2 separate regions of the Homo sapiens genome follow, and region 2 is linked to region 1. The links are chromatin loops, found by intact Hi-C in ENCODE. Cell type or tissue: heart left ventricle. All regions are shown on one strand. Links, peaks and the distances in the headings refer to the core of each region. The heading gives the core; the rest is flanking DNA. Region 1 holds the start of MIR200CHG (MIR200C and MIR141 host gene). Region 2 has its middle 14 kb from the start of LPCAT3.

Evidence for each region. Hi-C counts contacts between places; a loop is a spot of excess contacts. Peaks named below come from ENCODE experiments on the same cell type or tissue, not always from the same donor. Only the 100,000 strongest peaks of a DNase experiment are listed, where the experiment ranks them.
Region 2: it touches region 1 in a loop (2.6-fold over the local background); 10 of 110 quality-filtered maps call a loop at or near these places.

What each region holds. Positions count from the first base shown.
Region 1 is chr12:6,963,230-6,968,598 of GRCh38, forward strand. It overlaps PHB2 (prohibitin 2), which reads right to left. Exons shown (of 10, transcript NM_001144831.2): 4 at 5,182-5,366; 5 at 4,663-4,792; 6 at 4,447-4,550; 7 at 3,942-4,019; 8 at 3,195-3,271; 9 at 2,682-2,687; 10 at 2,098-2,483. The coding sequence ends at 2,456. MIR200CHG (MIR200C and MIR141 host gene) reads left to right here and starts at 16. Exons shown (of 2, transcript NR_135032.1): 1 at 16-119; 2 at 972-1,218. It overlaps MIR200C (microRNA 200c), which reads left to right and starts at 470; the gene lies at 470-537. It overlaps MIR141 (microRNA 141), which reads left to right and starts at 868; the gene lies at 868-962. It also overlaps SCARNA12. RefSeq lists enhancers at 1,713-1,762, 3,834-4,334. In heart left ventricle, for the core only: CTCF peaks have their summits at 2,031 (motif pointing left) and 2,256; DNase peaks (open chromatin) are centred at 229 and 2,012; H3K27ac peaks cover 522 bases.
Region 2 is chr12:7,029,989-7,035,357 of GRCh38, forward strand. It overlaps the pseudogene RPL37P20. Among named protein-coding and RNA genes, the nearest start is that of LPCAT3, 14 kb to the left of the region's middle. In heart left ventricle, for the core only: no CTCF peak of the experiment used is centred there; no DNase peak of the experiment used is centred there.

The sequences.
Region 1 (5,369 bases), core at 138-5,137:
GGAGAAGGAAGGAGGAAGAGCGGAGGCCAGGGCGGGCTCTAGGCCGTGGAATCTGGGGCCTTAAAGCCCCTTCGTCTCCCCAGCACCCACTCTCTGGGGGCAGGTGGGCCCGGTGACAGGTAAAGGCCACCAGGGGAGAGGTCCTGGGCTGAGCTTGGGACTGCAGAGGGGGGATGAGGGTGGGTAAATCGGTGTGTGTCGCGGGTCGGGAAAGGCTGCCGGGGGTAGGGGAAGGTGGCTCAGAGGCGGCGGGCCGACGGTCGAGGGGCTTCGGAGGGCCTGCTTGGACTGCAACCTGGGCCTCGTGATCAGCGACCCAGGGTGTGGCTGGTGGCGGGCAGCAGGGCTCACCAGGAAGTGTCCCCAGGGACTCGGGTGGTGGGGGGATGGGAGCCAGGGATCTGCAGCTTTTCCGCAGGGATCCTGGGCCTGAAGCTGCCTGACCCAAGGTGGGCGGGCTGGGCGGGGGCCCTCGTCTTACCCAGCAGTGTTTGGGTGCGGTTGGGAGTCTCTAATACTGCCGGGTAATGATGGAGGCCCCTGTCCCTGTGTCAGCAACATCCATCGCCTCAGGTCCCCAGCCCTTAGCTGGCTGCAGCCCCCTCCCCACTTCCCACGCACCCCGGAAGCCCCTCGTCTTGAGCTGAGAGCGTTGCACAAGGGGTGGTTCTTGTTGGCTGGCTGCCACTAAGGGACACAATGGGCCCCAGCCCCTCCTCCCACCCAGTGCGATTTGTCACCTGGTGGATCCAGAACCCACAGTCGACCTTGAGCTTGGGGTTGGCTCGCCCCCTCTCAAGAGACCTCACCTGGCCTGTGGCCAGGGTCCCCTGTAGCAACTGGTGAGCGCGCACCGTAGTTCTCTGTCGGCCGGCCCTGGGTCCATCTTCCAGTACAGTGTTGGATGGTCTAATTGTGAAGCTCCTAACACTGTCTGGTAAAGATGGCTCCCGGGTGGGTTCTCTCGGCAGTAACCTTCAGGGAGCCCTGAAGACCATGGAGGACTACTGACCAACAACCTCTGACCTTCACCCCTCTGGATGGGGGACGAATCACTAGGCAAAGGGGAACAATGGGAAGGAGACAAAATGGCTGCCTTTACAGCTGCAGCAAGATGTGGAAACACTGGTTCCCTAGGCACCTCCATTGTCTTCCCGCCTTGGGAGCATGAAATAAATAAAGTGTGAAGGGGAACATGAGGAAGACTGATCCAAGTCACTTGACCTGTCTTTTGTCTAGTTGTTTATCTCATCTTAGCCTCCCAGCAACTCAGGATTGGGGCTGCGACGTCTGCTTTGTCTTTCATGATACTCAACCCCAAGCAGAGAAAAATATCTTAAAAATCGAAGCAGATTAACCCAGTCCCTCTGTTCAGATCCACCTGCTGCCCTATCTGCATTTGGCAGTTCCTGGACATACTTTGCACCTATGTTTTGTCTGAGTTCCACATCTTCCTTGTCTCCCCGCAGGGATGGGAAATGGGCAGTAGTGGGAGATTCAGGTATAAACGGTGGCTCTGTTTCTCTGGTGCCTGAGATTCGGGAAGGCCTGTCTTGGGAAGATAAGTGTCAGCTTATCTGTGGACTGAACAGACAGGCACCTGTTCTGTTGGCCCCGGAACTGCGGGCATGAAAAGCCCACCTCCCCAGGGGAGGCCTGTTAGCTAGCAGCTCCTCACGCCTGGTGACTGAGAAATGGAGTCTGGGGGGCCTACAGCAGGCCACGCGATCCACTGGGCTTCTGGGCACAGAAGTGCCTCAACAGGCACAGGCAGGCTCCCCACAGCCACAAGGAACCCTGCTGCCAAGGAAGCAGCTCCTGTTGGGGTCATCAGATTTTTAATCTGGCTCAGCAAAGCCATGGCTGTCCAGCCTTAAAAAAATGGGTGATGTGGGAGAAATGGAGGGTGTGTGAAGAGCACAGCTGGGCCTCGAGAACTCAGGGCCAGCCTTCCCAGCTTGGGTCCTGTTTCGGAGCCCAGGCCTTGCTTCCCCTTAGCCGCCCCAGCCAGATTCTTTTGCGCCCCCTGCTGGCACACACAAAGACAGACCCAGGAGCGCACATGTGAACGTGCGCATGCTTGCTGCCAGTTACCCAGTTCATGAACACGTGAAGCCTTGACTTCAGGTTAAGTAATAAAAATTTATTGAGAATTCCTGGGTTGGTGTTTATCTCCTCCCAGCCTTGAGGGAGGGAACAACACTGTAGGAAATCACTGAGAAATCACGCACTGTCCCCAACAGCCCCAGTTAACACAGGGAGGAGGAAAGTAATTCCCCAGAAAAGGGGCTAGTCTTCAGTCTTCCTTAATCCAAGAGGGGTTCAGGGAACCGGTGTGGGGGACCATCGCATGATACTGGGGCGGGGTAGGGCTGTGCTGGACCCCTGGCTGGCTCCTCAAAAACTGGAGAAGCAGATCCACTTCCTCTGGGGGTGGAGTTCTTGGTGACTAGGCTCATTTCTTACCCTTGATGAGGCTGTCACTGTAGGAAAAAAAAGATAGATAATGACATTATTAGGGGACATAAATGTGAGAGGCAGGACACTCTAGGCCATTCCCTCTACGACCCTCCTACCCTGATTGAGGGTTTGTCTTCGGGGAGGTGGGAAAGGGGGTAGGGTAGGAGGCGGGTACTGGAGAAGGTGGCCTGCAGGACCCCACAGAAGCAACAACAGCTTACCTTCCCCTGTGGTGCCAGATCGCCAGATGAACAAGAAACAGAGAAGAGAAATGCACATGTTAATTGACAGCTTCAGGCCCCACTCAGCTTTGAACCCTCCTTTGCTCCCAAGAGAAAAGATAAACAGGGTTGACAGCCAGGAATCTCAGGCTCATGAAAGGAGGAGGCATGTTCTCATGGCCACTGCTATTTCTCATCTCCTTTCCTAACATCCCTCCATTCACCAGAGGAGTTTGAGGGCTCTTGAGTAAGAAAACTGAGTATCATCTTTCATCACTTTTTGGTTAGATGAAAACTTTATAATTAAAGTGCTTTTTATGTGAATAATCCTATTTGATCTCATAAAATCAATCCTATGAGATGCAAGATAGAAACTGTCAACCACCCCCTTTTCTAATTTTGGTTCAATGTCTCTGAGCCATATGAATAGCTGTAGCAGGCTCCAGAGCCCAAACAACCAGACTCAGGTCCCACGTTCTTGGTGATACCCCACAGTGTGGCCACATCTCTCACCTGGTGAAACTTTCATCCTGTAGGTTCAGCACAAGGTTGTCAGCTGTGAGATAGATACGATTCTGTGATGTGGCGATCTACAGGGCAGGAAATAAGACAGATGCTTGCATTAAGCAAAGACCTCAATTCCGACCCCTGCAATTCAGCAGCTACTTAACATGGAACACATGCAGATTAGGGCAGGGGTGCAGCAATGAGTAACACATGGTTTCTGCTCGCACTTAGGGATCCAGAGCGCTGAGCAGCAGCTATGATTAGAACAAAAGGTCAGGGAACCCAGAGGAATCATTCTTGACAGGAGGAGTATCGGAGAAGCCAATTTTTTATTTATTTATTTTTGAGACGGAGTCTTGCTCTGTTGCTCAGGCTGGAGTGCAGTGGCATGATCTCAGCTCACTGCAACTTCCGCCTCCTGGGTTCAAGTGATTCTCCTGCCTCAGCCTCCTGCGTAGCTGGGAATATAGCTAAACGCCACCACAGCGGGCTCATTATCTTTTGTATTTTTAGTAGAGATGGGGTTTCACCATGTTGGCCAGGCTGGTCTCGAACTCCTGACCTCAGGTGATCCACCCACCTTGGCCTCCCAAAGTGCGGGGATTACATGCGTGAGCCACCGCGCCGGCCAGAGAAGCCAATCTGAGTAGAAACCGGAACAAGCAAGGTTCGAATTCCCTCACCTCAATGTGCCTTAACTGAAAGCACTTTCTCAAGGCAGCCCCATCAGAGACGCTGGGCTGACACACTCACCGTCTTGGAGATATTCTGGGCTGCTCGAATCTTGCGAAGTTTGATGTAGCCAGGGTTCTTGCTCAGTGCTTCTCCAAGGTGAGGAGGGTTAAGGTACACGCAAGGGCAGGTCTCAATCCCTGGCCCTGTCCTTACCACACTCCCTTGCTCCAGTCCTCCTCTGGGCTGTCAGATCCAAGGTTGCGCTCAGGTGGCTTGTGCCCAGCCCTACCGTGGACCCCACCTGTGGGCCTCCCTGCAGGCTGCTGCCAGGAACTAGGGGCAGCACCAGAAATGAAGGCAAGGCCACCAATGCTATTGATCTGGCCTTACAGTGGGGAGTCATGGCTCAGGTACTACCACTAAGATTTCAGATCTCATCTGTAGTCCCCACCCCCAACAAGGAGCCAAGGGCCAGAGAGCACGGAGTCGCATTCGCCTTAGTCTCATCAGCCTGCCCATGAAGGAGAATGGGGAACTCAGGTGCCCTAGGGGCTGGGCTGAGATCTCTCCAGCAGAAGGATATCATCTTGGCAGCCTCGGCCTCACCCTCGGCCTGCACAATTTTCTGCCGCTGTTCCTGCTTTGCTTTTTCTACCAAGAATTGGGCCCGCTGGGCCTCCTGCTGGGCTGTGGTGGGAGAGAGTCAGGGAGACCCTGTCCTGGGTCAGGAGCCCCACCCATGGAGTCTTTCCTCCTCCTGCATCTCAGAAGCCCTCACCCCACGGCTCTTGCGACTCACCCACTTGTTTGGCTTCTACAGCAGCTGTGTACTCTCGGCTAAAGCTCAGCTCTGTGATGGCCACATCATCCAGGATGAGGCTGAAGTCCTTGGCCCTCTCTGTCAGCTCCCGGCGGATCAACAGGGATACCTGAGGGCAGGGGTGAAGAGGGGAAGGGAGGGGTGGTTTGAGGGGACTGGGGAGCTGAAAGGAAGGTTGCGACCCCTAACCCTTCACTCTCAATACAACATGCACTGCCTTAGCTTCCTGTCAGGCAAACCTGTAACATAAGCCTCTCTGCTCGAAGAGGTGCAGGAAAAGCCAAGACTTGGCCATTTTCCTCTGTGCTTCCTAACACCGAGTGCTATCGAGTTCTAATGCTGGCTCTCCTTATTTCACAGTGGCAATTAGCACAGCTTTTAGGTGGAAATGGCACTAGGGTGACAATGCTTTTCTAATAAGCTGCCTTTCCTAATTCCCAATACTCTGGGCCTAGGAAGGAAAGGCTGACACCACGCAGATGGTGGTGGGAGTCAGACCTGGGCCCGCTGGGTGATCAGCTGTGAGGCATTGAACTTGGCCACCACACTCTTGAGCACCTCGTTGACAATGGACGGCAACACTCGTTCCTCGTAGTCCAGCCCTAGGCGCTGGTACATGCTAGGAAGCTCCTGAGCATTGGGTCGAGACAACACTCGCAGGGAGATATTCACCATCTGTAGGTCTG
Region 2 (5,369 bases), core at 323-5,322, 67 kb after region 1:
AGAGACCAGCCTGACCAACATGGAGAAACCCCATCTCTACTAAAAATACAAAATTAGCCGGGCGTGGTGGCGCATGCCTGTAATCCCAGCTACTCGAGAGACTGAGGCAGGAGAATCGCTTGAACCCGGGAGGCGGAGGTTTTGGTGAGCCGAGATCGCACCATTGCACCCCAGCCTGGGGAACAAGAGTGAAACTCTGTCTCAAAAAAAAAAAAAAAGAAGTGGCCCAAATGTCCACTGTCGCGCCTCCTGTTGTCACGGGATCCTTGGGGTGTCACTTTGCCCACTGGAAACCTCTGTGGCTGGTGGTGCCTTCTGCCCGAGTACTGCTCATGCCCACTGGGCTTGTTCTGCCCACTTGGCCTGGCAGGTTGTGGTCAGCTCACACTACTGGCCCGGATCCCACACCTGCCAAGGGTGAGCCAGGTGCAGAGTGGCAAGGGGTATGTGAGCGAGTGAGTGTGGGGTCTAGCCACTGCACACAGTCAGGCATGCAGGTTGCTGCGGCAGGGCAGGTGGCAGCTTTAGATGCTGGCTCCATGCAAGGCTGCAGCTGGACCAGCTATACCACACGTGTCTGGACAAGGGGAACATGGTGGTGCCCAGAAGCTTGGAGACGCCAGGAACCGTAGAGCCCCAAAGAGGGTGTCACAGCCCTGGCTCATGGAGCCCCTAGGTCTGGGCTCCCTGGAGGGCCCCACAGCTCTTCTCTCCTTCTTGTCACCCACAATGTGGCAAGCAGGGGACCATGTTTCAGGCCTCTTTGTGTTACAGCCCTTTCAGTCCCACCATTCAGCAGGTCCTGAGTTCTTGTCCCGCATCCAGGAAAAATGAGGTATGCAGACAACTGGAGGGTGAGCAAGGTGGAGAGGAGCTTCATTGAGTGATAGAACAGCTCTCAGGAGACCTGTAGTGGGTAGCTCCTTTCCACAGGTGGGTGGGTCATCCTGATGAGTGTCCAGCTCTCAGTGGAGAGGAGACCCATGGTGGGTAGCTCCTTTCTGCAGGTAGGTTGGCCCAATGGCTGTCCAGCTCTCAGCAGAAAGGAGACCTGTAGTGGGTAGCCCCTTTCTGCAACTGGTAGTCCCAACACCTATTCACATCTGGCTGAGTCCAGGTTTTATGGGCTCAGAAGGGAGGAAATATGTGCTGATTTGTCCATGGGTGGCTATGGGTGGGCCTGGAAAAAGCACCATAAGTTCTCACTCCAGGGCATGGACTCCACCCAGAACTGGCAGCCTGGCTTCAGGACATCCCTGGCCTGAAGGTGGGGTTTCATCAGAGACCCACCCCTTTTCACCCAGGAGCCTGTCTGCCTCCTGCCACCATCAACGTGCCACCCAGGCTATTTGTACCAAGGGGTGCCCGGAGGCCTGTACCGAGCTTCCCTTGGCGCCCCCACCTTGGTCTCCCTCCTGTGCTCACTGGTGCCCAAAAGTCTGGAGAGAACTGAAGCAGGAGGGGCTGGCACGTTGGTGGTGCCCTGATCATGTGCACACCCACAGGGTTGTGACAACACCAGGCTCAGCTTCAACTTTGCTCCAAAATTGGAGCGTGTGCTGGGAGAGGGGAGAGGCCAGGGAGCAAGAGCAGACACTTCTGAGCCTGAAGGAGCATAGTGGCTTCCTGGCCCACTGAGAGGACAGGGATGCCCTGGTCCAGAGCCATGGCTGGGTGGCTGTAGCTGCACCCAGGAGTCCAGGGCTCCTGCCCTGCCAACTCAGTAGGGGGCGGGGCTCCTGCATGTTTCTAGCCCCCACTGGCTTCACAGTGTGCGCAGCCCTGGACTCACCTTTCCCACTGCAGCTAGCATTCCCACAGTGGCTGCTCCAGACAGGCCAATGCCACCATCACTGCTACACTACATTTGTCTCCTAGATTGCCCCTGTGACTTAATGGGGAGTTGCCTGTGATCAGTTGACAGAAGGGAAGACTTAGGCCTGGTTCTGCATGAACATATGCACCACCCAAGAGTGCTGCAGCACTACAGCCCCTTTCTGTGACATCCCTGAAGGACAGTGATGAAGGAAAGCACTCTCAGTGGACATAACTTATATTTTTAAATTTTTTATTAAGAGACAAGGTCTCCAGTCTCTTTGGTCTAGCCTGCAGAAGTGAGATGATGAAGGGAACGTCATTGTTTTGAAAGCATTGCAATAAGACACACATGTTGTGCCACTGCCATGGCTCTAAGGCCTAGCACCTTCAGAAGTCTACTTGTGACAACTATGACTACCCTGCCAAGTGCAAGAGAAAGTGTAACTGGAGTGCAAAGGCTAAAAGACAAAATACCACCAGGACTGATTGCATGAAGCACCTGAAAATTGTATACCACAGATTCAAGCATGGATTCTGTGGAGGAACACCACCTAAACCCAAGAGAGCAGCTATTGCAGCAACTAGTTTATCTGAAGAATTTCAATGATTTTTCACTATTATTGTCACTATTATTATTTGTCAATAAATGCCATGGTTTAACAAAATCTAAAAAAGAAATAAAAAGAGATGGGATCTCACTTTGTTACATGACCAACAGGTTCATATGCCTCCTGCACAGTAATAGACCAATTACAGTGAGACAGCAGGGATGCAGAAGAGAAAACATTTAATTATCATGGGCAGCCAGATGCGGAGCTGGGAGGAGATTCTCAACTTCATGTCCTCTAGGAGTTCTGAGCTGGGGTTTTTAAGGGGATTGTGGAGGATGAGAGGCTGGAGAATTGGGATCGTTGATTGGGCAGCACAAGAGAGATAAAATAATCAGGACGTGGAAACTGCATTCTTTGGTGAGTCAGCTCCTCATGGGGTCCTTCAGACCAGCTGGTGTCGGTGGGGTCCTTTAGACCAGCTAGTGTCAGTGGGTCCCTTCAGATCAGCTGGCATTATGGGGTTCTTCAGATTAGTTGAGTCAGTGGGGTCCTTCAGATCAGCTGGTATCAATTGGGTCTTTCAGACCAGCTGAGTCAGACCAGCTGGGGTCCTTCAGATCAGCTGGTGTCAGTGGGGTCCTTTAGATCAGCTGCTGTCAGTTGGGTCCTTCAGACCAGCTCAGTTACTGGGGTCTATTAGACCAGTCAAGTCAGTGGGGTTCTTCAGATCAGCTGGTGTCTGTGGGGTCCTTCAGATCAGCTGGAGTCAGTGGAGTCCTTCAGATCAGCTGGAGTCAGAGGAGTCCTTCAGATCAGCTGAGTCAGTGGGATCTTTCAGACTAGCTGAGTCAGTGGGATCGTTCCAATCAACTGGTGTCAGTGGGGTTCTTCAGATCAGCTGAAGTCAGTGGCGTCCTTCAGATCAGCTGGTATCAATTGGGTCCTTCAGATCAGCTAAGTCAGTGGGGTTCTTCAGATCAGCTAAGTCAGTGGGGTTCTTCAGATCAGCTGAGTCAGTGGGTCCCTTCAGACTAGCTTAGTCGGTGGGATCTTTCAGATCAGTTGGTGTCAGTGGGGTCCTTCAGATCAGCTGGTGTCAGTGGGATCCTTCAGATCAGCTAGTATCAGTAGGGTCCTTCAGATCCACTGGAGTCAGTGGGTCCTTTAGACCAGTTGAATGAATGGCATTCTTCAGACCAGTTGAGTTAGTGGGACCCTTCAGACCAAGTTAGTCAGTGGAATCTTTCAGATCAGCTGGTGGCCATGGGGTTCTCAGCTGAATAGTTTCCTCAGAATGCAGGACCTGAAGGACCATCTCAAAGGGAATTTTTTTTATTTTTTTAATTTTTTTAATTTTAGAGACAAGGTCTCACTATATTGTTCAGGCTGGTCTCAAAGTCCAGGGCTCAAGCAATCCTTCCACCTCAGCCTCCCAAAGTGCTAGGATGACAGGCACAAACCGCCTCACCTAGCTCAAAGGGAAATCTTAATGTTTCATAATATTTAGGTGTTATCTATAGGATAGTTTAGGGGAATAATTTAAGGTCTACATGATTTTAGGACAATAGGCACCAAACAACCATGAAGAAGCAGATCAGGGAGCAGGCTGACCTATTGATCAATGCTGAGTGTGCTGCAAGCTGGGTTAATTTTCATTTATCCCCTATCTTCTTCCTTGGTTACTTTTATAAAATTTATAGGGTCAGTGTCAGCTATGTTCGTAGGGTGGTCTTGAGCTCCTGGGCTCAAGCAATCCTCTGCCTCACCGTTCTGAGTTGCTGGGATTACAGGCTTGCACCATGCACGTGGCCCAGTGGGCAGAAGTTTAAGCAGTTTAAGTCCGTTCACTTTTCTTGAAAAGATAGACACCAGATGTGCAAGTATATTCTGATTCATGTTCTGTGGTCAATGGTTTGGATGGATGATCAGGGACTTGGAAGGAACATGATTGGATAATTGGTGACAAGGAAATTTGGGGAAGAGGTATATGGATAGACATCTTGAATGGGAAAATAAAGATATTTGTGTCCCATGTGAATGCTTACTAGAGGGTAATCTCAGAAGTTATCTATTAAAATAATAAATTGATTGGATAACCCATTCTGTAGATACCAGTTAGCCTTATTCTCTAGGAACCCCTGCCGTTGCCCAGTGGGCTCATGAATAAAGTGGCCATGGTGGCCAGGATGGACATTATGCATGGGCTTAGTAACATGGACTTCCACTCACCAAGGCTGACCTGGCTACAGCCACTGCTGAATGCCCTATCTGCCAGCAGCAGAGACCAACACAGAGTCCCTGATATGGCCTCATTTCCCAGCATGATCAGCCAGCTACCTGATGGCAGATTGATTACATTAGACTATTTTCATCTTGGAAGAAGCAGTATTTTGTTCTCATTGGAACAGAAATTTACTCTGGATAACAATTTTCCATCCTTACATACACAGCTTCTGCCAAAATTACCATTTGTGGACTTATAGAATGCTTTATCCATTGTCATGATATTCCACTCAGCATTGCTTCTGATTTAGGAACTCACTTCTCAGCAAAAGAAGTGTAGCAGTGAGCCCATCCTCATGGAATTCACTGGTCTTACCATGTTTCATGAACCAATGGGCTTGATAAGATGATAGGATTATTTGAAGATGCAGTTACAGCACCAGCTAGATGGCAATATATTGCAGGGCTGCAGCAATATGTTCTCCAGGGGGCTAAATGTGCTCTGAATCAGCATCCATCATATGGTGCTGTTTCTCCCATAGCCAAGATTCACTGGTTCAGGAATCAAGGGGTGGAAAAGGGAGCAGCACCACTCACTATTATCTCTAGTGACCCACTAGCAGGATTTTTGCTTCCTGTTTCTGAAACCTTATGCTATGCCAGTCTACTGGTCTTAGTTCCAATGGGAATAATTCTCCCACCAAGAGACAGCAATGATTCAATTGAACTGGATCTTAAGACTGCCACCCAGTCACTTCACCCTCCTTATACCTCTGA